Linked DNA regions of Mus musculus: all the other regions are linked to region 1. A link is a loop called in an ENCODE intact Hi-C map of the cell type or tissue named here. Cell type or tissue: left cerebral cortex. All regions are shown on one strand.

Evidence for each region. Hi-C counts contacts between places; a loop is a spot of excess contacts. Peaks named below come from ENCODE experiments on the same cell type or tissue, not always from the same donor. Only the 100,000 strongest peaks of a DNase experiment are listed, where the experiment ranks them.
Region 2: it touches region 1 in a loop (2.4-fold over the local background); 2 of 42 quality-filtered maps call a loop at or near these places.
Region 3: it touches region 1 in a loop (2.7-fold over the local background); 4 of 42 quality-filtered maps call a loop at or near these places.

What each region holds. Positions count from the first base shown.
Region 1 is chr14:75,636,025-75,644,024 of GRCm38, reverse strand. It overlaps Erich6b (glutamate rich 6B), which reads right to left and starts at 1,803. Exons shown (of 13, transcript NM_001369022.1): 1 at 1,737-1,803. Gm36219 (a long non-coding RNA gene) reads left to right here. Exons shown (of 6, transcript XR_383598.2): 2 at 539-681; 3 at 1,444-1,555; 4 at 1,691-2,181; 5 at 2,406-2,635; 6 at 5,054-5,184. In left cerebral cortex, CTCF peaks have their summits at 2,444 (motif pointing left) and 3,036 (motif pointing right); DNase peaks (open chromatin) are centred at 2,493 and 2,960.
Region 2 is chr14:75,340,951-75,348,950 of GRCm38, reverse strand. It overlaps Zc3h13 (zinc finger CCCH type containing 13), which reads right to left. Exons shown (of 19, transcript NM_001359875.1): 19 at 4,524-5,357. The coding sequence ends at 5,187. Among named protein-coding and RNA genes, the nearest start is that of Zc3h13, 61 kb to the right of the region's middle. In left cerebral cortex, no CTCF peak of the experiment used is centred here; no DNase peak of the experiment used is centred here.
Region 3 is chr14:75,193,343-75,201,342 of GRCm38, reverse strand. Lcp1 (lymphocyte cytosolic protein 1) reads right to left here. Exons shown (of 17, transcript NM_008879.4): 3 at 3,180-3,266; 4 at 1,900-2,063; 5 at 834-963. The coding sequence starts at 3,243. Among named protein-coding and RNA genes, the nearest start is that of Cpb2, 45 kb to the left of the region's middle. In left cerebral cortex, a CTCF peak has its summit at 4,098 (motif pointing left); a DNase peak (open chromatin) is centred at 4,101.

The sequences.
Region 1 (8,000 bases):
AGAAGGATCAGTCTACCGTGGTAAGGGAGGCATGACAGGGAGTCCCACCGCAGTAGGGGTGCTTGGCGGGTTCTTCACACAAAGCCTGAAGCAGGAAGCAGAGAACACAGACTGGGACCAGAAGCAAGTAAAACCTCCAGTGATCCTAAGTCCCAAAGGCTCCCCAGCTTCCAGAACAGCGCTACCATCTGGGACTCAAGTGTTCAAACACATGAGCTTACAGGGGACATTTAACATTTAAACTACAACACAGTCTCTGCTATTAGTGCTACATCAATCAATACTAAGAGTCAATCTGGCTTGTATTTAGTAGTAAGAGGGCAAGAATTCAGGCAATGGAATCACATGACACTGGCACCTCAGAGCTAGAGCAAGCCTTGGTCACATGATCAGTCCTGAATCTGGGGCCTGCTCCCCCAGGCTGTTCTTGTTTCTAGGTTTGTGTAGAGAAAGTGTGTCTTTACCCCCCCCCCCCCCCAGCTCTCACACTGTACCTCTGCAAGTCTCACATCTGTCGGCACATCTGCCTCACTCACAGGATGCAATTCCACCTCAATGCCTGGCTTACTGTGAGCTCTCAACAGAAGTTTGTACACTGAATTAATGAGCTGCAGAAGAGAGGCATACAGGAGACTGACTGCAAATGGTTTGGATGTTTCATCCACCTAACCTTCCAATGGGGTGAGTGATGGGCTCAGACAGTGAAGCCAGGAGTGGATGAAGACATCGTTGAGTGAACCCTGGGACCCCTGGGCTTCCCTGGGATTCTGGAAGCAGGTGTTTAGAAAACCTGCAGGAAACAAGGGGGCAGATCTCACTTCCGTCATGGGGAGTCCTACAGTGTTCTGCGAATCTGGAACACTGCTGTCTGGAACTGTTTATAAGTCCTGTTATTTAGCTCTCTGGCAGGGCCCTTGCTGGAAGGCAGCTGCTTTTCCTCTTGAGGGGGACTACTGATGGCTGCTTCTGTTTTGCTGGTCTGAATCCACCTTCAAACATGCCAGGGACAAACTCTAGATTCCCAAAGCTTCACTAAACCCTCATGCACCAATTGCTGTAGCCTTTACAAACAGACACCCAGTGCCCTGCTGAGAATATTGTCTAGGGCTTATTTACTTATTTGCTTTCTTTTAACAAATAGGATTTCAAATATATTGGAATTTGGCCGTTGAAAGGGGGTGACTTTGAGCTTGCAGTCATCGGTACAGAACACTTGTGAAAAGCCAACCTTTGGCTTTGGCTCTGCTCCCTCTTGACCCCCCCCCCCCAGGCTAGGTAGGGGGGTGCTGTTTCTCTCAAACCTCCCAAAAGTGAGAGGCAGGGGTGGGTGAGTGGGTGGGTGGGTGGTGGTGGTGGTGGTGGTAGAAAAAACCTGAGTGACCTGCTTTGAGTCCCAGGGGTAGGCCTGGGCAAGACAAGTTTTAATTTGAGGATTCTTTTCAGTGCCTGGATTCTCTGGAGGAGACGAACCCACCCCTTTATTTGTACTGGACCAGTAGAACACCACTCTTCACAGGGGGAGGATGGTGTCAAGGCAGGAAACAGAAAGATCAAGGTAGTGCAGGAGTAGAAAAAACAAAACAGACAAAATAACAAGCAACAAAGGGGTCTGGGTACTTGGCATATCCCGTTGCTATCCTTGGACTCTGCCACCCTGGACTCTCTCTCTCCATTGCTTCTTCCTTTCCAGGGCCCAAAGGCTGGAGGAGCCCAGGCCTGGCCTTCAGAGCTCTTACCCAATCTTGGATCCTGGCCGCGAGTCAACTGCACCCTTCCAATCTCGAGTTTAAGTCGCTCTCTGTTACCATGGGAACGGAACACGCATCTCTACCACTTCTCTGTTGTTTCGGGCATTCTATACCTTGGACCCTTAGCTTCCAGTTCCCAGCCAAAGGAGGAGAGGGGAGAGGGAGAGGGAGGGAAGGGAGTCTGGCTTCTAAGGTGAAAAGATGGTAGGAGTGCCTCCCAGGGCATCCCGTGTGGACTCACCTGCGCTGGAACCCAGGACCAACATCTCTAAGCCCCTGGGTGTCACCATCAGCTCATCGGCTCCGTTGAGTGCTATCCATGAGACAGAGAGTTGCCTTTGGGAACATGCATGGGCCTGATCTGGAGTCAGGGGACAGAACCCCGGTGAAATGTACTGATCGTGACTCTAGATGGACTCGCTGGTGTTGCAGGGTGGGTTGGGATGGACGGAGAGGAGGTCAGACCAGCCGATTTGAATACAGGGGTGGGCATTTCTGGTACTTGTACAGAAGTTTCATCAGAAAGAGAGCTGGGCATTTGAAATGTGATGCTTTGTTGTGATTTCCCATTCTTAATAAGCAATTGTGTTTGCATCTAAGTTTGTAATTCCAATTCTTTCTTTTCTGAGTGAGTCTGACAAGCTGTATAAACTGCAGGTTTCTGTGACGCCTAAGCAGTCACTAGGACTGTGTGTTCCTGGCTAATAGTGCCTCCTGGTGGCCTGGGCTAGACTCCTGGGAAGAGCTGAGAACAACAACAACACAAAAGAAACTGCTGGGAAAGTAAGGGGCACAGACCCACCGGGAAACCAGTAAACAGAGAACAGTCGGTGGCCGTTTCTGCCCCTCTCCGAGGCAATGAGGAGACCCAGGCGAGGCTCATAAAGGTATTGCTGGGCAGGAGAGTGGAGAACTGATCTGGCTGCTTTGGGTATGCTTTGGGTATCAAGCAGACTCAAGGGCAGTGCCAAGGGCTGGCCTGTGAGAATGGGTATAGCTGCCCCTCCCTGCCCGCACCATCATCTCCAATGCCCTTACATGAATCTAAGTAAAAAAGTGTGCTGTATTGTGTACACACAGCTTCAAGGAAAGTTTCCAAGTCTGTCATTTCAAGCAGTGCCCTTAGCTTCAGAGTCCATGTCAGGGTTCCCTTCCTGTCAGCCTGGTGTCTGGAATCTAGGCCATTGTTACTGTACAGTCTTCCACAAGATGGCGCCCACTGGTTTTATGTAGATGGGGTCATTCCTTTGGGGAGATTAAAAAAAAAAGATTTATTTATGTATATGAGTGCTCTATCTGCATGCCAGAAGAGGGCATCAGATCCCAGATTAGATGCTTGTGAGCCACCATGCGGTTGCTAGGAACTGAACTCAGGACCTCTGTGAGAGCATCCAGTGCTTTAATTGCTGAGCCATCATCTCTCCAGCCCCTGTGGGGATTTTCTTAAACACCTACTACATGCCTATATCATATTAGGAGGTGTTGGGAACATAGATGGAGTGAGACAGAAACATTACAGGTTTTAAGTTATTTAGTGACTAGCCTCCAAATACCACTGAATCGGTCATGGATCTGGGTGGGAATTTATCTGTCTCTTTCCTTTGGTAGTAATTATCAGCCCTACCTCTGGACCATCTTGCCCCAGGGAAGAAATGCAACCACAATGCTCACTCTTGGCAAAGGCAAGCCTAGGATCGTAGTGGATGGAGAGAGGCAGAGAGGCAGGCGGAGGTCCTTGTGAGAGTAATTACTGCCTGCCTCTCTGGGTTCAGTAAGGCATACATGCCATTAGGTCCCTGAACAAAGCATCTTTTCAGACATTTCCTACCCCACAAGGCTGCTTCTAGAGATGCCTTGCTCAGCTATCATGGAAGACTATGCTCTCTATTAGAGGCTGATAGGAAAATGGTGATAAGACAAATGTTTTCATAAATCTTGCCATAAGCACCCAATAAAGACATAGTTTACTTTCTTGTGGCCGTCTGCTTGATTTGGCCTTTCTACCTGGGTGCCCAGAAGAAACATCCATCCATGTAGCCTGGACTGTGGGTGGCCCCTCCCCCAAGCTACCCTTCCTCTAGTCTCTGTCATTTGATAAAGAGCTGCGCCATTGCTCCGACCAAGCACCTAGAGATGCTCTCCTGTGTCCCAGGTGAATGCGCTTCTGACTCCTAGGTCCTCTACCCAAACACATATCCAGAGGCTGATCATTCCTTCTGCTTCCTCTTCTCTGGGAGATTTTACAAGGCTCTTAGTTGGTCTTCTAATTCCCTCCCTCCATAGCTCACAAAGAGAGTAATTACTTAAAATATATCAGGTCATGGCTTTCCTCCTCCTTCTTTTTAGAAAGATAAAACTCAAGGCCTCCCTTCCCGTCCTCCCACTACAATCCCACCCGTGTACTATGACTTCCAGAAGGCTTGGCCTCAGTTTCCCAGGCATCTAAGCTGGGACACTGTGTTGACCCCCAAGTGGGGCAGCCTGGGAACTGACCTCACTTCTCTTTCTGTTGTCTGTCCCCTGTCTGCCTCTTTGATTCCCAAAGCAGACTTTCTGTCTTCTCCAGCCGTCAGCTACCAGGTCTCTCATTCGAAGGTTGCTTTTGGCAACAGGAGAACCTACAGCCTAATGGAGGGTCTAGGGACAGCATCTATTGCTTTCCTGTACCTGCCTGACACTTAACACACAGCCAGATGAGCCTAGACTGACAAGACTTTTTCGTAAAGCCTTGCTAGTGACTTCCTTTTACCACTTCTTGCTCCAGGTGACTGCAAATGGACTCAGTGGAATCTGTTTTAACATCTTTCAGAGACAATGGTTTTGAAGGAGCACTTAGCAAATGCTAGGTGTGATTTTTCTTCTTATTCAGAAGGCCCCAGCTTCTTCCTTTAAGGAAGAGGGTACAGGACATGGCTTTAGCCGTTGGTAGTATCCTCATTTCCACCGGCCTTTGTGTCTTGTACTGTGCCTATTTTATTTATTACCTATGTATGTATTTAGCGTGTCATATTCATGTGGAGTCCAGAGGACACCCTTTGGTATTTTTCATATTTTGAGACAAGGACCCTCACTGGCCCTAGACTCGCCAAGACTGGTCGGTCAGCAGGCTTCAGGGATCCATCTCTGCCTCCCAAGCACTAGGATTACCAAGCATGTGCTACCCTGCCTGGCGCCTTTTATGTGGACTCTGGGGATCTTGCTCTAGTCCTCATTCTTGCAAAGCAAGCACTTATTGCCTTAGCTACACTCCAGCCCCCATTACTTCTTGATTCTCATCCTCTGAATTTCTCCATTCTCCTTCCTAGGACAGTTGGCGTTGATGACAGAACCTCAGGACTTCTAAAGGCTGATATGGGTGAAGAGACATCTTGAGCTGCCATCTCTTCCATTATATATTTTGAATGTCTGCTTCTCTTACACTTGGAGATTCTTCAAAAGATTATAAGAACCTCTTTGACCTGGGAAGGCTTCTTTGTATATCTTGGGGGTTCTAGACCCCCACTGGCCATAAGGAATTGTCCTGTAGGGTGGCAGAGGCCAGGGGTGTTTTCCTGACCCAGGACTAGAGGAACAGATGAAGAATCAAGTCAATGTGTTGCTCTCCTGCTTCCACCATGCAGACTACATCTCAACATGTGAAGGAAAAAAAAATTCAGGGAGATATACTGTAGAGCAAAGGGGTGGGCATGGGGGAGGGGAAAGAGGGACCAACAGCTGTAGGTTATATCTGTCTCTTTGGTGGCTGTCTTAGTTAGGGTTTTACTGCTGTGAAGAGACACCATGACCAAGGCAAGTCTTATAAAAAACATTTAATTGGGGCTGGCTTACATTATCTTCAGTCCATTATCATCAAGGTGGGAGCATGGCAGCATCCAGGCTGTCATGGTGCAGGCAGAGCTGAGAGTTCTACGTCTTCATCCAAAGGCTGCTAGTGGAAGACTGACTTCCAGGCAACTGGGGTGAGAGTCTTAAGCCCACACCCACAGTGACACACCTACTCCAACCAGGTCATACCTGTTCCAACAAGGCCACACCTCCAAATGGTGCCACTCCCTGGTCCAAGAATATACAAACCATCACAGTGGCAGAACATATCTAAATTACTGCATCTGGTGGCTGAGATGGATTTTGTTGTTGTTGGATTCTTGTGTTATATTTGGGTTGAAAATTTTTGGCAGGGCAACTGGCTTGTTGTTGTAACACTCATAAGTTATGTCTACGTTTGCAAGGGACCAATCATAATAATGGCCCTTAGGGCCTATGGAGATAGGGCCTAGGCCCAAGCCTCCACCGTGGGGTCATTGATGATATCCCATGAATAGGACAGATTAATGTTAACTTGAGAACATTTTCTCTGGACACTGACTCGTGGGGTGTCCTTGTTCTGTAGCAAGCTTGGCCACTTTCCCAGAGTCTTCTGTTGTCTCCTGGATGGACATCAGATTGGCTGAGGATAATCCTGAAGCACCCCACTGCTGGGTGGCAGTTGATATAAAGTCCTTCTCGTAGCTCCTCTTGGATCCTTTTCAAAGCTCTTCCTGGGAGCCATTGGAAGAAACTCCTTTTCGTGGCACCTGTTTATTACAGGGCTTCTGGCTTTCCACACATGCAGGGATTTGGAGTAGTGAGTTTCATATCTTTGGCCTCAGTAGTACAACCAGTTTGAAAATCATTAAGTTCTTTCCGTGCTGGAGATTGAAGCTAGGACCTTGTCCTTGTTAGGCAAACATTCTGTCACTGAGCTATATCATACGCAACCCTGAGCAATTTTAAAGGACGGTCATCCATGGTTAAACAGAGCAAACATAATGTCTTCCAATGCAAGGCAAAGCTTTGCTCTAATGCAGAGTCAGTGTAAGCTTGCAGTTGTCTCCTGATGCCCCTGGATAGGAGATTTTGAGGGCATGAAAGCTAGCCCTGCAACTATGAGGGCAGGTCTGCTGCAGGGCACTAGCCCTGTCTGAGGGTGGTGCTCTGGAGTACAGATAAATGGAAGGGTCTGTGGAACCTAGACTGGCCATGCTCACCTAGCTCTCCTGTGCAGACAATGAATCTTGGTGTAAGAGCCTCTGGATGTATTATCTCGAGATGCAAGCAGCTTTCATAACCTGTTCAAGGCAATGATGAACTCATCAAAAGGAGAACGTTTCCTGGCTTTGGGAGAGGCGGGCTGTGATTGGGTGCTTGTGCCTCAGTGATTTATAGATCTCTCTCTCTCTCTCTCTCTCTCTCTCTAATGCAGTTGGGATTGGGAGTGAAGGTCAGAGTGGGTATTTTAGTAGATATATTTGAGTGGATTCTAGGTATAAATTATGCAACACTTGAACTTCATCGCAGATACAAATTGAACACCTCCTTGGCGGTGTTGAGGGAGTTGTGACTGATTTGTGGTTGGCTTGTGTATGAGAATTGGTCGCCCTTCCGTTATGAAAGTATTTTTTCACTTTAGGACAACCGTAATTAATTAAGAGTTCATGGTGATGGGGGTCACGAAGGGGAACGCTTGGTGAAATGACCTTTTAAGTGCGTGCCTTCCCACAAGGCCTCCGCGGTAGATTCCTCTCAGAGTTTGAACAGAAATCATCAGAGCCCCTCTGAGTACTTCATGCAACACTTTTACTAGGCCATTAAAGCCATAGCTTGCTTGAGTGGCAGCTGGGATAGTTATCTTTCCGGTGACAAAGAAGAGATGTGTTTCGTTTCAGTTTGAGACTCCTTGTTATCGATTATGGGGGGAGACCTGATTTAACTTCTCTATTTGAAGGTGGTAACACCTCGGCAGCTCAGCTTTTTACCAGCCGTGCTAATTGGATGGAGCGGAGAGGCAGCCAGGAACAACGTTCTTCAGAGCTCACTAATCTGTTAGACCAGTGGTAGGTAGCATGGGCGCCCTGAAGCTTTGACCTGAGCTTTCTCTGAAAGCCCAGAAGCCCCAGGAGCCAAGGCAATTGTTTCCACACCAGGCTTTTACTGCTAAACATAAATCCTGAGAACACTGGTCTCCTGGGCAAACAAAGACTTCATTTTAAAGCCCCCACCCCCAACCCCTTCTCATTGGCAAGATGTCAACTTAAGCCTGTGGAAGATGGGGAAACTTCCACCGAGGACTCTGTGTGGCTGTTTCTGGGCCAAGTCTGCTGGGATAGGGGGCTGTCTCGTTATTGAGAATGTTTGTTTAGGGTCTCAGAGGCAATGTCTGTCCAGTTACATTGTTCCCTTGCATTGTTCTGTCTACACTGGGTACACTAGGAC
Region 2 (8,000 bases), 300 kb after region 1:
CCCAAGCATAACCTATACCCCAGGCTAGGTCACAGGGAGACCCAGATAACCTGTTCTTAAAACTCGGGTAGAATGTCCCCAGTGAGACAGCGACACTCAGAATCGGGCAGAAGCAAACAAGACTTGTCTCTGGGTTTGAGGGTGGCAAGTCAGAGCCTGAATTTTTCCTACAAACAACTTTGCAAACTTCATTTTGTAAGTTAGATGACTAAGCCTAAAGCTAGCCTATATAAGAGACGCAGACCCCAGAGCAACATCAAATATTAGTATTGTCAAACATATACTAAGTCGAGTTAGCATTCAAGACATGGGTATTTAGGGCCAAGTAGTAATACACTGTGACCCACAAAACAAAACAAAAGCCCGTGAGCTCACACTGTTAAGAATGAAGAAACAGATGAGTAAGGAGAGCTGCAAAAGTGACAATTCTGACAAACATGGAAGAAATGACAGAACTAGAAACCAACAGTAGCAATCACCACGGCAATACATACAAAATAGACATAATTAATATTAGTGATTGTTCTTCAATGAATATAAGATATAGATAATTAATATTAGTATAGTTTTATTCTATTTCTACAGATTTTTCTCTTTCAGTTACTTTCAAACATTTGTTCTCATGTCTTGTAAGTAACATGGAGTTACTTTTCTTAATTTAATAATTACTGTAATGGAACTGGAATACTTCAATATATTATCACATAACATAACTTACAAATACTCTTGTTATGTTTTATTAAAAATTCTTTTGGAGACAGAATGTCACTATGTAGCCTTGGCGGTCTTGGATATGACTGGCTATGTATACCCGGCTGACTTAGAACTTAGAAATCCGCCTACTTGCTGAGTGCTGGGACTAAAGGTGTATGCCACCAAACCCAGCTATCCATGTCTTAGACCCAACCTACCGGGCCGTGTTCCCATTTCTCTCCTACTTGCCTTTTAGAACATGGGCGAGTCTCTTGTCTCACCCGTTATCCCATTCTATGCTTCCCAGTCTACACATTGTAAGACCAGTGATCTGTGCACCAATGTTCTGTCCTATTTCAGTAACACGGGGCCTAAATTTAGGAACTAAAAGCCTTGCTGTGGTAAATTCCCAGCATCACTTGTCCCCAACAGTAATAAGTTTACGAGGGCTTTAGGGAAAATGGCCACATTATGTTCCAGGTACAGCACTGAGCCACATGTGACTACTTTAAGTCACACAAAAAGGCAAAACCTTGGTTCCTGTTACAGGTTATCTTTTTGGTGTTCACTGCATTCACACAAGGCTACTGCATCGGGCAGTACCCATACCACCATTGTAGAGAGTTCCAGAACAGCACAGTTTTAGACCTGCCAGAGCATCACTCGCTATTCTGGTGCTGAGCAGTACCAGTTAGTGTCCATCACGTAGCAAAGCAAGGTGTTCTAGTCCAGATGTCAGCACACCCCAGTCTCCACAGCCCCTCAGCCCCAAATGTTCCCTCCCGTCTGCCCTGCTGGCCCTGCAGTTTTCATAAGATCTTGCCTGGCAATCAAGGACAACACCTTTCCTACCCACAGTTTCTATTCGAGCATCCATTTCCCTGCTCAGCCTTCTCTTCTAACTACTACGACGTAAGTGTCTACTTACATCCCATTTTGCCTAAGCCACGGAAACCGGCAAACCCACAACAGTGATACCAGCACAATATGATAGACAATCTGAATTGAAGAAGTTAACTCTATCGTTGGGAAATTTTGTCTACAGCGCTATATTGAAAGGTACTAAACAAAAGCTGACGTCACCTTCAGAGTAGAGTATAATGCTATGTCCAGAATACTCACATGGGAAACGCAAAAGGACTAGTGAATAAAGGAAATTTATGACTCTTGAAGGAGAAATTGACTTCCTCTCCTCCTTCGACCCCAAGCCACTAAGCAAGAGCTGTATTCTCAGCACCACGCGCCGCTAAAGATATATTTTATTAAATTATGTGTGTGTATGTATGCTTGTGCAGGTGAGTATAGGTGCACACAGAGGTATCAGATTCCCATGGGGCTGGAGCAGATGCGGCTGCTGGAAAGAACAGCAAGCACTATTTATTAATGGCCCAATCCATCACTCCAGCCCAGTCTACGTTTAATTGCAGGCAGCTCCTTCCTGAAGTTCTAAAGCATCATCAATTGTCACTGAACACGGGCATCTTCACTCAACACAATAGTAAGGAACCAAGTGGGATGTACTGCAGACTTAAAGTTGCGCAGATAAGGACGAGTCCCAAATCCCTAATGTGGCTATGAGGTGGGATGGGCACCATCTGAATTCAGTGGTCCGGACGGGGAGATCATGTGATCAGTGGCCAGGCCTTTCAGCCTAAGCTACTACTTAGGCACACTCACAAGTTTCCATCAATGGTGGATGGGTGCCTGTGGGAATGCCAATTCAGTTATTTGACCACGCAGTTCTTATTTATCTTGCACTACAGATGCACTTCTGCCCCCCTCCCCCCCCAACCAGCAGCTAGAACTGAGAGGTGCCATTACAGCAAATGGACAAGGTGGTGAGAACTTAAGTCCATACTTATAGATTAAAAGGTGTCTTCTAGGTATTAGGTCTAGAGTCAACAAGAGTCCCAGCAAGACTTGGGTAGCGTTTTATCTGTGTAACAGGTTTGGAAACACGACTGAACAGTCTTTTCCAACTGGGAACGTGATGCTATGGAAACAGCGGTCTCATGCAAAACAGATGGCCCTAAAGCTTTGCTCTGCAGCCTGACAGGAAGGCAGTTTCAGCCATCTAGTTTCCATATGAGACAGGTCGTTGCAGGTCTAGCAGTCTTGACATTTGCTGTGAACACCAGGCTGGCCTTGACCTCACAGAATCCCACCTGCCTTAGCCTCCCAGGCCCTGGGTTTAAGGCAGGCACCATCACACCTAACTTAGGTAATTTTAGATAGTTTCAGCAGTAGTGGACAAATGAAGCCATGTTTTTTTGTTTGTTTGTTTGTTTGTTTTTATTTTTTGTCATGTTTCACAATTCTGGGAGCTATTAGTTCTAAGACTTGAAATTTCTCTAAACTATTTTTCTTGGACTTTAAACCTTGATGCTGCAGAGCCCAGTGCTCCCTACTGCAGTCAGGAAGTGGTCTCCTGCTGGCATTCACTCTCTGGGGTCCTAACTTTCTGTTCTTTTCACTTACAGCATTTGGAAAGAGCAAATGACAGTGAGGATTTATGCCCTTTCTCCCTTTCTCCTCTGGTGATATTTCCTAGAAATGGTTTCAGAGCTATCTTGAAAATAAGACTATTTCCTTTGCTGTGTGGATATCCCACATCACTAATGTCTGAGATGGATTTAGAAGAAACTCAACATAATAGAGTGATGTTATGAAGGACTAGCTAGTGGATCTGCTTGGGAGACAGTAAATCATACCAAGGAGAAGCTGGCTAAGGGAGTCCTGCCTCCAAAGTATCCCAAAGTTAAGTAGCATGTTAGCCGGCCTGAGAGAGATGAGCAAACACGAGGATGTGGGGATATAAATGTTTGCTCACCAGGATGGATCAGCCACGGGGCCCTTCCTCAGAGAATCTGACAGGCAGTTCAAGGGGGCAGCGCAGGGTCACAACAAATGTTAAGTCCTGGCCTGCCATAAAGTCCCCAGTTCTCTTCTTGAGAAAAGCATAATTCTACCAGGTGGGCAACATGACCCTGGATAACAACTATTCAAAAAGAATAACACTGGTGTACTTAAGAAATACATCTGGCAGTATCATTGCTGTGTAAATCTCCCAACTGCCCAAGTGGCCAGACTTGTAGTCTCCATCCTCCGTTTAATTTGTTCAAAGAGTAACCTGGGATTTAAAGATAATAGTGTATATAAAACGCATAAGCCTACGGTATATACAAGCTAGCAGAAACGTCTTTTCAAAGCTGACTCTCTGGGCACCAGCCCCAGCCCCAGCTAGCTGTGTTGTTAATAAAGGGCTCTTACTTGATTTCTCACTGGGAAGACACACTATTGCTAGAACAAGATGAACAGGCACACTGCCCCAGTGTCACCAAGCAATCTCCAGAGATGGGATATGAGGCCTGAGAGAAGTAACACAGCTCATGGCTTTAACGGAGCCCCATGAAAAGCCAGGAGCAAGTTATAACATCTTCTCTATTAGCACCTCAGCACCACTGTCTGCCCAAATTCTTCAGCTTCCTGTCTATCCCAAGTCCTCCTGAGAGTTTGCTTCATGAGCTAAACACATACAAGAACAAGCTAGTCTGAAATTTAAAGAAGTAAACTTTACATAGCACAGGATGGACGGAGGCAGCTCACAACTGAGCTGAGGTGGCAGGATTTTCACCCTGGTCACAGGTTTGCCTCCAGAATTGCGAGCTGGATATGAAGTACGCCCTCCAGTGTCCTTACACGTATGCAAGTGTCCAGTGCTAACTACACAAGCAGGAAAATATATGAAGAATGAAACTATAATGCTGGTAATACATGTTTCTAGGTGTCTGGAGTCTGATTAATAAAGAGCAAGGAAAATCTACAACAGGAAAAGGGAACATACATTTATTAAAAATAAAATAGCACACAGTCTCTGATAATGAACAATTAAACCCCACTCAAAGGTCCAAAGACTTCCAATATATAATGTAGTAATGTACACGTGTAAAAAAAAAATCCCATGGAGTCATTTATTTTAGAAATTTCAAAAGAAAAAAACCAAACCACCTGGGCTTCCTGTAGTGGAGACGGCCTCCCAGCATGCTTACTAGGCTGGCGCTCCTCAGAGCTCTGTACACGGCCCTGCAGCCTGTGCAGCAGCTTCTGGCAACACTCCTTTCTGACTAAGGTCAGTTTCTGCATGGTGATCCAGAGTGAAAATCAGTGCTTTTATTTCATAAGAAGTATTCATAGGCTGGAAGAGCAGGGGTGACCTGGTTTCTTAAAATCTTCAATTTTAATGAAGACACAGACGAAATTACTAAATCTAGACATTTTCACATTATTTTGCCTGAGTGTCAATTACTGTATAAAATTAATGGAAAATCTTAAATGAACCAAAGCACGTGTCTCTGAAGATTGAAGTTTTCACTGCTGATGTGGCTGGTGACTCCTCTGCCTCTGTAGTTAGCAATGTCTTCAAACCAAAGAACGTCAAGAAAGATTATGCACTACTGGGAAGATGGAGCAAAGGGGCCATCCTCAATCTTCGCCTAGGACACACACAGCTCCTGCTGGATACTGCACGGTCCTAATTTGCCATCTTCAGTCTTTTCCTGTCCAGGGGCATGGCAGGTGGCCTTCTTCTTAAATAACCGAAGACTTAGCCGAAGCAGCTCATTGTCTACCATCGGAGTGTTTGTGTACGCCTGCTTCACAGTTCCCTATTTGGAAGAAACAAAAGCAACAAGCTGTACATTGCTGGGTGACAGTGGGAAAGCGAGGCAGGGTACCTCCACCCAACCCCGATGTCAGCTGAGCTCTGACTATGACTTTAACTCCACACGTTAAAGCAACACTAGGATTCTGTTCAGGAACAGCAAGCAAGCTTCAGTGGGCACCCTGTTTAGCTCCTACTAAGGTGGGGTTCCTTAACAGTTCCCAACAGGTCATTAACTGCATTTAGTCTGCACCTCTGAGGAGAAAATAGATACCAGAACAGAGAGGAGGCGGAGTGTGCTGAGTCTCCGCTTCTCCCTCGGGACACAGCGGTGTCCACTCTGCTGAGGGACACCTATATTCAATCTTGCTTTTACCTGACAAACTGCAAATTCTGAGGAAAGGATCACTTTTTCCTCCTTCTTCCTTCATAAGTCAAACACTCTTCACTCCTTATTAGTCTCTCAGCACTTGGGCCACAGAACTGAATAAAGTAACATTTTATGTACAATCCTATGAGGTCTAATACACATACAGACTCATGCAAACATGGCAACAATCAGGGTAGACAGACATAGTCTTTACTCAATGAAGCATTTACTTCATATTCTCAACCCTAATCCTGGCAACCACTGATGTCTTCCGTAACCACGGATGTTAGTTCCGTATTCAACATAACGCCTTTGAAAGTACTGCATGTTGCACAAGACGGCAGTAGTGTGTTCTGTTGACAGGTATTACCCATGTTCAATTGTGCTACAGTTCATTTTCTGCTAAGGAAGAACACTGGAGGTGGATTCAGTTTGGGGAAGAGTGTGATCAATTTGTAGCTGGTTAATTCTTTTTGGCAACTGATATAGGTAATGAATAGAATTTCACTGCAGTCTTAATTTATACTCCATAATGGCTAGTGATGAGACACACCTATTCATGTGCTTAATGGCTATCCACATTGGCTTGATGTCTGTTTAAATATTTCACCATTTTGAAATTTTTTCTATTATTTTTTATTGTTAACTCTTGAGGATATCTGCATATATTTGGGGTATTTAAGAAGTGTATTCATTAAGTACTGTCTCTCACTGTTTGTGTTTTCCTTTTTTTAACCAGTGTCTCAATTTATGAAATAATTATTTCATAACAAAAATTAATTTTAAAAATTGAAACTATTTTATACTCTCCTGTCCCTCTTAACTGGCTACATTTCTGTCTACTTGTGCAGTTGGCTTACTTCCATTTGACTGAAATTCTATTCTTTTATCTATACCACATTATTCTAATAGTATATTTCACAGTGTCTTGAAATTAATAGGTAAATTCTCCCATTTATTTATTCATGTGTGTATGTGTAAAAATGTTATGTTGAGATGTCACATAAACTCTAGAATCAGCTTGTCTATCTCTACAAAGAGTACAAAAATCTTAGTTGAATTTTTATCAGAATTTTGTTTAGTCTGTAGACAAGTTTCTAGGGAGAACAATAATTGCATGATATGATCATGTATTTTTTTTTTCTCTGTTTAGTCACAGTGAATGATTTTAGAACACTGGCCAGTCTTTCATTCCTGGGGAACCCATATTTGCTTGTGGTACAGGACTCATTCCATTCTGTAGGATCTTTGTGACCGTCGGCAGGCATGAGCGGGGTGAGCAGCGGTTTTCGCAGAGTACTTGCGATGCTGGAGCTGTGGCACATGCTGGGAAGGAAACACTGTGCTGCACCAGTGTTTGATTTGTTGTTATCTTGGTTTTCTTCTTTTCTTTTAATACTTAGCAGATTTGCAAGCATGAATGTCCAGGGTGGAAATTTCAGTTTTAGAAGGATCTAAACTGAAGTTTTCTATTCTTCTTATACAGATTTGGTCGTTTGAGGACTCAAGTCTATTCACTGCTACTAAACTAAACTTTAACGCAACCTTTTTCTTTTCTTCTTTTGATTTGGCGCTCAGTGCTGAGGACTGAACCCAGGGCCTTGGGCTCACCAGGCGAGCCCTCTATTACGGAGCCACACCCGGACCTCACTACTCTCCTGTCACTGTGGCATTCATAGTGTCATCTCAACTTTTCTCGTTACTGCTCATTTGTGTTTTCTTTCTTAGTTTAGTTAGTAGACTATTCATTTCTTGAAAAACCAAACATACAAATAAATAAAAAACAGCTTTTGGTTTCACTATGCATTTTTCTAATGTCCTTCTACCTCTAATTTTGTTAATCTGCTATTATTTCCTTCCTTTTATTTGCTGTATATTATGTTATAATGCTAAAATGATTTTAAAACTCATTTACAATAGCTACGTGTTATCTTTCCTTATTTTTCCTATGGTGCTTTATACTTAAACACTTCAAAGTAATTCTCCTATAAAGTGATAATGTCAAATATGTGGTTAGTAGTTTTTCTACTTTTTGTCACTGAAGAAAAATCTATCTCTTATCCCAGGAAATAGCCCTGTTCTATTCTTCTCTTTTGTAGTGACATAAAACTTAGTCCCAGTATTCTTCATGGGGTTTCTGAGCATTTAAAACTGCTTTCCAGTTCTGTCCTGTCTCTCAGCGCGTGCTGTTATTTGTAACCCAGGCTGGTCTCAAGCTGAAGACCCTCCCCCTCCCCCTGAGCAGAGCTCACAGGCTACAGAAGAGTTCACCAGGTC
Region 3 (8,000 bases), 440 kb after region 1:
CCCACCACTGCCTGAAGAGGAGGTGAGTCCATTCTCTCTAAGGTGACAATCACACACATCCCCATGACCCATTCCCAAGACAACGTGGGAGAAAGAAAAAGAAGAAGAAATCTCAAAAGAGAGTGGGAAGGGATGGAGGAGAGGAACATAACCATTGTTATGGGAGGAGCTGGAGGAGGAGTATATATGTTTAAAATACCTTGTATAAATGTCTCAAAGAATGAATAAACAGAATATATTTTGAATAAGAAAGGCTAAACTTTGTCTTAGCAACTGCAAACAGTGCCTATCCACAAACTTATCTTTGACATTGAATCATCCTTTAAAAAAACTGAACTTTAAGACGAGTTAAGCAACCACAGCATTCGGACTATTAGAAGCGTCCATTAAGGCTGCTCCGTGTTAGCCTTTGGAATAAATATAAAACTCCTTTTTTCAATCAATATTTTTTGACCACTCAGCGTTAAGAATAATCATGATATTGAAGATGAAGACTCTAAAAGGGCCAATTTTGCCCATAAAGTTTTTAAAGGAGATTTGGCAGCGTTTAAAGCAAATTTTAAATGCAAATGAGGTCACTCCGTACAGGAAGCTCCCTGGGGCTCAGGCAGTTCCTGGGTCCTGTGCCTGGAACTGGTCCACTCCTACAGGGGAAGATGGGTCTCCATCCAGGTGGGTGTGCTTGCTTCTTTGCTTTTAGCCCTTTGGTTTGCATAGCAAATATCGACTCTACAACCCCAGACAGCTGGGTCCTTCCTCCTCACTGTATCCTTTGCCAGTCTTCTCTCAACTCACACATTCTTCCTCTGCCCCCGCCCATCAGCACAGCTTACCTGAGTAAGAGTGCTGGGTACCAACGCTGGACTGCTCAGAGGTGCCGCCAATCGCACAGATCCCTTCCTTCTTGTTGATAGCTTTTCGGAAGGTTTTGGCAACCTCGGTGCTTTTTAAGCCATGGAAGACCTGTTAAAAACATGTTTGGTTCATTTGGTTTTGATTTTGATTTTTTTGTTTGTTTGTTTGTTTGTTTGACCAACTCTTTGTTACACAGTTTATGCTGGCCTGGTGCTTACTATGTATCCCAGGCTGGCCTTGAACTCAAAAAAAATCCTCTTGCCGGGCAGTGGTGGCGCATGCCTTTAATCCTAGCACTTGGGAGGCAGAGACAGGTGGATTTCTGAGTTCGAGGCCAGCCTGGTCTACAAAGTGAGTTCCAGGACAGCCAGGGCTATACAGAGAAACCCTGTCTCGAAAAACCAACCAACCAAACAAACAAACAAACAAAACCCCAAATCCTCTTGCCTTAGGTTCCCAAGGGCAGGGATTAAGGAGGTGGGCACTGTGGTGGTTTGAATATGTGTGGCCCCATAGATTTATGTGTTTGAATGCTTGTCCCATAGGGAGTGGCACTATTAGGATGTGTGGCCTTGGAGTAGGTGTGGTCTTGTTGGAGAAAGTGGTCACTGTAGGGGTTGGCTTTGAGGTCTCCTGTGCTCAAGCTATGCCTAGTGTGACACACAGTCTCCTTTTCCTGCCTTTAGGACAGGATGCAGAACTCTCAGCTCCTTCTACAGCACCATGCCTGCCTGGATGCTGCCATGCTTCCCACAAAGATTATAATGGTCTGAACCTCTGAAACTGTAAGCCAGCCTCAATTAAATGCTTTCCTTTGTAAGGGTGGCTGTGGTCAGCGTGTCTTTTTACAGCAATAACACCCTAACCTAGACACACACCCAGGTAGATTAAGACATTTTTAGAAACTCAAGCTGTAGTCAAGGAAACCACAAAGGTAAGAACTGTACCAACGAGCCAGGAAGGGACGGATCGCCTCTCTGGATGTTTGTTGACACTGAGTTCAAGTTTCAAGTGCATGGCCTTGAATTCAGTATCATTGCTCACCTTGATAAACTCATCAAAGCTGATCTTTCCATCTTGGTCCAGATCACCTGTGGCCATCAGGTTTTCTGTGATTTCTCTCACTCGGTACCCAGGCAGAGGCAGGCAGGCGGCCTTGAACAAGTCATTTAGCTCATTGCAGCTGATGTATCCGTTGCCATCGGTATCTGTGACACAAAGGATAGAGTGAAGCTCTAAGGTAACTCGGGTGCAGTCTTTAGAAAGGCAAAGGGATACTAGAGGATGGGTGGAGCTGGAGAAAGATGACCAGGCATGGGTCTGACCCAGATAGAGGCAGAAACCTGCCAGGAGGCCTATTGCTCTTGGATCTAGACAGTCACATCACTTCCAACACCCACAGTAAAAGACTAATTCTAATTAAGATCTTGAAATTAAGGGGATACTAACAGGATATTTAGGAACGTGTGCAGGCATGTATGTGTGCATCTTCCTGCATGTGTGTGTGTCCACACATGTGTTTGTGTGTGTGTGTCTGTGTTGTGTATGTACCCATAAGGGCATATGTACATGTAGAGGTCACAGGACAACTTTGGGTGTTGTTCCTCAGGAGCCATTTGTTTTCCAACACAGGGCTCTCCCACTGAAGCTGAAGTTCCCCAACTGGCTAGACCAACTGGCCAGTGAGCCCCAGGGACTCACCTGTCTCTGCTGCCCCGTGTGGGACACCAGGCCCAGCATTTACGTGGGTGCTGGGGATCAAACTCAGGTCCTCACGCTTGAGTGGCAACATTTTACTGACTGAGCCCTACCTGCTTCTGCAATCCTTAGGAATTCTTAGAGAAACTTAAAAAGTAAACCACAAGGGGCTTACCAATAAGGAGTGGAAGAATATCAATATAAAGGAAATCAAAGGAAAGCAGGCAGAATGTAAATAAGGGCGTGTAGGGAACGCCTATGGGAAAAGGCTGCGGGCTCACTGTTTTAACTAGGAAGGACCTGTTTTCTCCAGCGCACCTTACTGAAACCAACTCTCCCCGGCTCTAATTCCTCCGAAAGCTGCGACCCTTTGATACAGTTTATCATGTTGTAGACCCCCAGCCATAAAATTATTTTCATTGCGACCTCACAACTGTAATTTTGACACTGTTATGAATTGTAATGGAAACACCTACGATTTCTAGATGTCTTAGGTGACCCCTATGAAGTTTGACCCCCCAAAGGGGTCGCGACCCACAGGTTGAGAACAGTGGTAAACAGTGACGGGGCGTGACGATGGGGGCGGGGGAGGGGGCGTGGGGTGGGGAAGAATCAGGTCCACTCACCAACTTTGGCAAAAGCCTCTCTGAGCTCCATCATTTCTTCGTCAGACACGGATCCTCTGGCCATTTTCACTGCTTTAGGTGACAGACCTGGGAGAAGAACGTCAGAGTGAGCACTGTGCATCTAAATTCCAGTAAGCTCAGAACAAAGCCTGTCTATTAGAGGAAGCCATGTTCGCCCCCACCCTCCATGACTTTCAAAGCCTCCCAGCCTCCCACGTGGGGTCATCAAAGACAGCTGCCTGCAATCTCTCCCCTCCCCGCACCACGAGGCAGCTCCTCACGTGGTAAGCTGTGCTTATCTATATTGACTTAAGGCTTAGTAAGTGCTTATCTAAACCGACCTTAGGATTTCTGTGACAATCAGAAGGTGATGGAGGGACTGGAAATTCCCACCTCCTTTACTTTGAAATATTCATTCTTGGGCCACTCATCCTTTGTCGGCCCCCCTCCCCCTGTTCTCATAGGGAAGTGAGAAGAATTAAGGTGAAGGAGAATTAAGTACCAGCCCCTCCTGAACTCCCAGCTAAGGGATTCACCTGGCAGCTGGCTGAGAAGGCCAGGGTGAAACTTCTGACCCATTTGAACTCTAAGCCAACATTACAAGGAACAGAGAAAGAGGTGGTAATATTGCTATATTTTGGAGTAATTTACCATATAGAAACATACAATTAAAACCTTTAACTTTTACATAAGTAACTTTACAAATGCCATCATGATTATCTTTAAATTAATGCTTGGCCACGCCCGTAGATATCCTTTATAAATTCAGAGAGTTCTGTGCATAAGTTTGACCATACACAGTCAAGGATGAAGGAAGGAGGTGACCTTCTAAAAATTCAAATATGAAAATCTGAAACACATCTTAAATGTTTTCTCAGAAACGTTTGCTGAGCAACCTGCTATCCCTACGCATCACTGCTGCCCCCTTGTGGTAAGAAAGTGAATGAACCAGAAAGGCTCCTTGCTACATTGGGGATGGAGGTTCCATTCGCCAGATTTCTTGATTGTAAATGGAGTAGGGAAACAGCAGATGAGATGTGTCTAACTATAATTTTATTTTGACCATTGTAATAAACTTATATATTTTAAAATATTTCCCATTTATGGCAAGGATACTTTAAACCCATTTTCTTTTTTATGTTTCCACATTATTCTGTGGTGTTGTGTTTGTTCTCAGTAACGACTGACATCCGTGCAAAAAAAGCAAATGTTATAACAATAAACCCCATGGGTCAAACTGCACCACACTTCAAACTGCATCACACATACCCGTGAAACCTCCATCCACTCTTATCTGCCAATGGGAGTGGCACATGTCTGCCAGTGTGAGTGAAACTCTCCAGCCACATGAAATGACAATGGCTCAAACTTTTGTTATCCAATATTTTGTTAATAAAATTCATGCATGAAAATGAAAATAAACAAATGCCCAGGCCACAAGAGTAAGCAAATAAAAGTAGCAAGCCTTAGAGTGTTGCCTGAGAAGCTCAGACTACTCCCCACCCAACAGGATCTTAGCTCCCATCATCGGTGGGAACTAGAGACATGGTTGAAAGTATCTAATATAGGTGCATTTTAACTCATTTAAGAGGCCTTTTTGCTATTGAAACTTTATTTTATTATCATTGGCCTTCTATATCTAACAAGATAGTGGTATGATGGGTTCTCTGGGGGGACCCAGGACATGCTGAAGGACAAGTGTACAAACACACATGATCTCGTTCACAGAGCACAGAAATTCTGAAGAGACATGCACTAGTGATCGGACCACCACCTTCTCTCCATTCCCTCTCCTTCTCCATTCTCCTCTTATAATCAGATTTCCAAAACTCATTTGAATAGAGGCATCTTCAAGCCAAAGAACAATAAACATAGATGCAGCAAGCAGATGCAGTCAGCGAGGAGTTTCAGCAGTCAATGGATGCCTAAAATCTGTCGCACTTTGCTAGTAAGTGGCTGAAAGTTAAACTCCAGCTCTCTAAAAGCTAATGCTAAAAAGAACCATAGGCTCATAGCAAAATCCTTACCAGGCACTAAGAAGAGGGATTTGTGGGGTGCAGTAAGCACCATATTTTACTGTCCCCCGATGACTCTCAGTATAAGCTGACGGTATGCATTAGTACAATTATTTTCATTTTATAGAGAAGGACACAGAAGCTGGGAGAATCTAAGACTCACATCTCAGCAACATTCCAACTCTCATTTCACTCCCCTCTTCCCGGCTGTGCACCCAGGCTCCACTCCACCATGCCTTTCTCTCACTCTCTGCACTTGCTCATAGATCAGCAGTCGCTAATAAGCATCTTGAATACCTTAGCTAGTGGGGCATTGAATGTGAACATCATGAGCCTGTCTGGGAATTGCAGAAGAGGAAGTTTGCACTTCTGCATGTTATGCAATGGAGGCCTCTGTTATAGGAAAGTTGCTGTAACTTTACTAAGTTACTATGGCTGAGTTGGCTCATCTCACCTCAACAAGACCAACACCGCACATGCGCATTCATAGCAGGGTCTCCCTAACACACTGCGGCAATTCCTAGAGGCCACAGCAAGTCTGGTTCTACAGCTGTCAGGCAGGCCTCCTTGTTAGACATCCCACACTTGGTATATAGGTGTCCATAGGTGCTTACGTTCCACACATATTTTATGAATGCCTACTATAGGTCAGGCCCTGCTCTTTCTTCCAAGGGAAGCCTGACCTGGTTAGTAACGGAAAAGCACAGCACAAGGACTGTGGTTGAGACGAGTAAACTGGGTCGTGGAATCTAAACCTGGCCCTGGGTTTGCACACAAGAGTGTCCGATTATTGGACACTGTGAGAGACTGCTGAGAAGTTCAAGTAGAAATAGAAATGAGATTGCACTGTGTCAAAAACAGAGCTAAGAGAACTGGAGAGATGGCTCCGCAGTTAAGAACACATACTATGCTAACAGAGGAGATGTATTTGATTCCTAGCACCCACATCGGGTAGCTCGGCAACACCTGTAAGTCCAACTCCAGGGGCCCCGATGTCCTCTGGCCTCACCTGTACAAACGTGGTGTGCATAAACTCATGCAGGCACCCACATATACATAAATAAAAATATAAATAACTTTTAAAGAACAGAGCCATAGAAGCAATAGAAGAACCATCGAAGTGGGAAAAAAAAAAACCTTCAAAGGTCATGGTATAATGAAGGAGAAATGTTTTAGTATAAATACCAAATGTCTCCAAGCATGGTGGCATACCTCTTTATCCCAGCACTCAGGAGGCAGAGGCATGGGGAAATCTCTGAATTTGAGACCAACCTGAACTAGTGAGTTCCAGGACCACAGAGGGGAACCCTGTCTCAACAAAACAAAGCAAAACAAAACAAGCAAACCAACAAAAACCAAAACAACCACAAAATAAAACCAATATGTTGGTCAGGAACAAATGTCTAATATAATGTAACATACCACCTAACAATATTCTCTTTAGAGGTTTGTGGGTGGGAAGATCAACTTGGAGATGAAAATAGTGGAAATAACTTCATGTTTAAAAATCCTCAAGTCTTCATTGGTTCAATAGCTTTGAGAAAGAAAGAAAGGAAGAGAGAAAGAAAGGAAGGAAGGGAGGGAGGGAGAGAAAGATGGAGGCAGGGAGGGAGAGGAAGGGAGAGGGAGGAAAGAAGGGGGGAGAAAAGAGTACTTAAGCAGTATAAGAAATGGGCTGGTAAGAGGGTTGGAGCTGACAGCTTAAGTTGCTGTGGCCACTGTGGGCTGTGTAGGGCCCAGACTTACACAAATCATTGTGTTTCTTTTACCTTCATGCTGAGCAGGACCTAGAAAAACAGCTCCACTTTTAGAGACTGGAGCATCAGATGAAGTTTATTACAGTTTTCTGATTTATGCACGGGGTAAACTGTCATGCAACCACGTGAAATGCTTTGTGCACAAATGCTCCAAGGCCGTTCCAGTTGGTGTTCCCAATACAGAGAAGAGAAGAGAGAGGGTGAAGTTACCCCTAAAAGTCTCAGTGACTTTGACAGAGAGGAGACTCTTCAGCTAATTAGACCAAGTGCGGTGTGGAAAGGAGAGTGCTTCCCCAGCGTGGGGCAGGACATGATTAATGTTCTAACATGCACACCAGCCATGTCTAAGAAGGACATCGCTGCAGTAGTGTCTAATTTTAGATATCGTACATAGTTTATGTGTTTGCCTGAGGGGACTGTGCCCATTTTCATTCCTGCAGTTAGAAGGAGTGGACTATCTTATCACCACCTATTATCCAGGTCCTCAGGGGAAGGTGTCGCTTTGCAATACTAGCACCATATAGGCAGCAGTAAAGGCTCCTACTTGGGTATCAGGAGCCCAAAAAGAAAGAAGGCACGTGTCTTCCAGGGCACGAGGGAGTACTTTCAATTGAGCTTTACAGACTCTGTTGTGAGTATGGTTCATACTATTTATTCTTTTTGCTTCTAGGGCCTATATATATTAATCATGTGTTCTTCCACTGAGCTATATCCCCAGACCCTGCCCGTGCCTTACCTTTTGGTAAAACATTTAATTGTATTTTATTTAGTGTGGGGGAGTGTATGGCTGTGGGTGTGTTACATCGAACAAGTAGGGGTAAGAGGAAAACTCGAATGAGTCCGTTTCTCTTCTTTCAGCATGTGGGGACCCAGGGATCCAACTCCGGTCGTCAGGCTGAGTCCCAATCACCTTTACCTGCTGAGGCATCTCACCAGCTCACGTGTCCCTTTCTAATGACCACACCAACTAACAATGCTCTGCCAGGAAGCATTTCAACTAGCAGTAAGCTCAGGACCTTCCCTTATGGATCCCTACCCAAACCATTAGA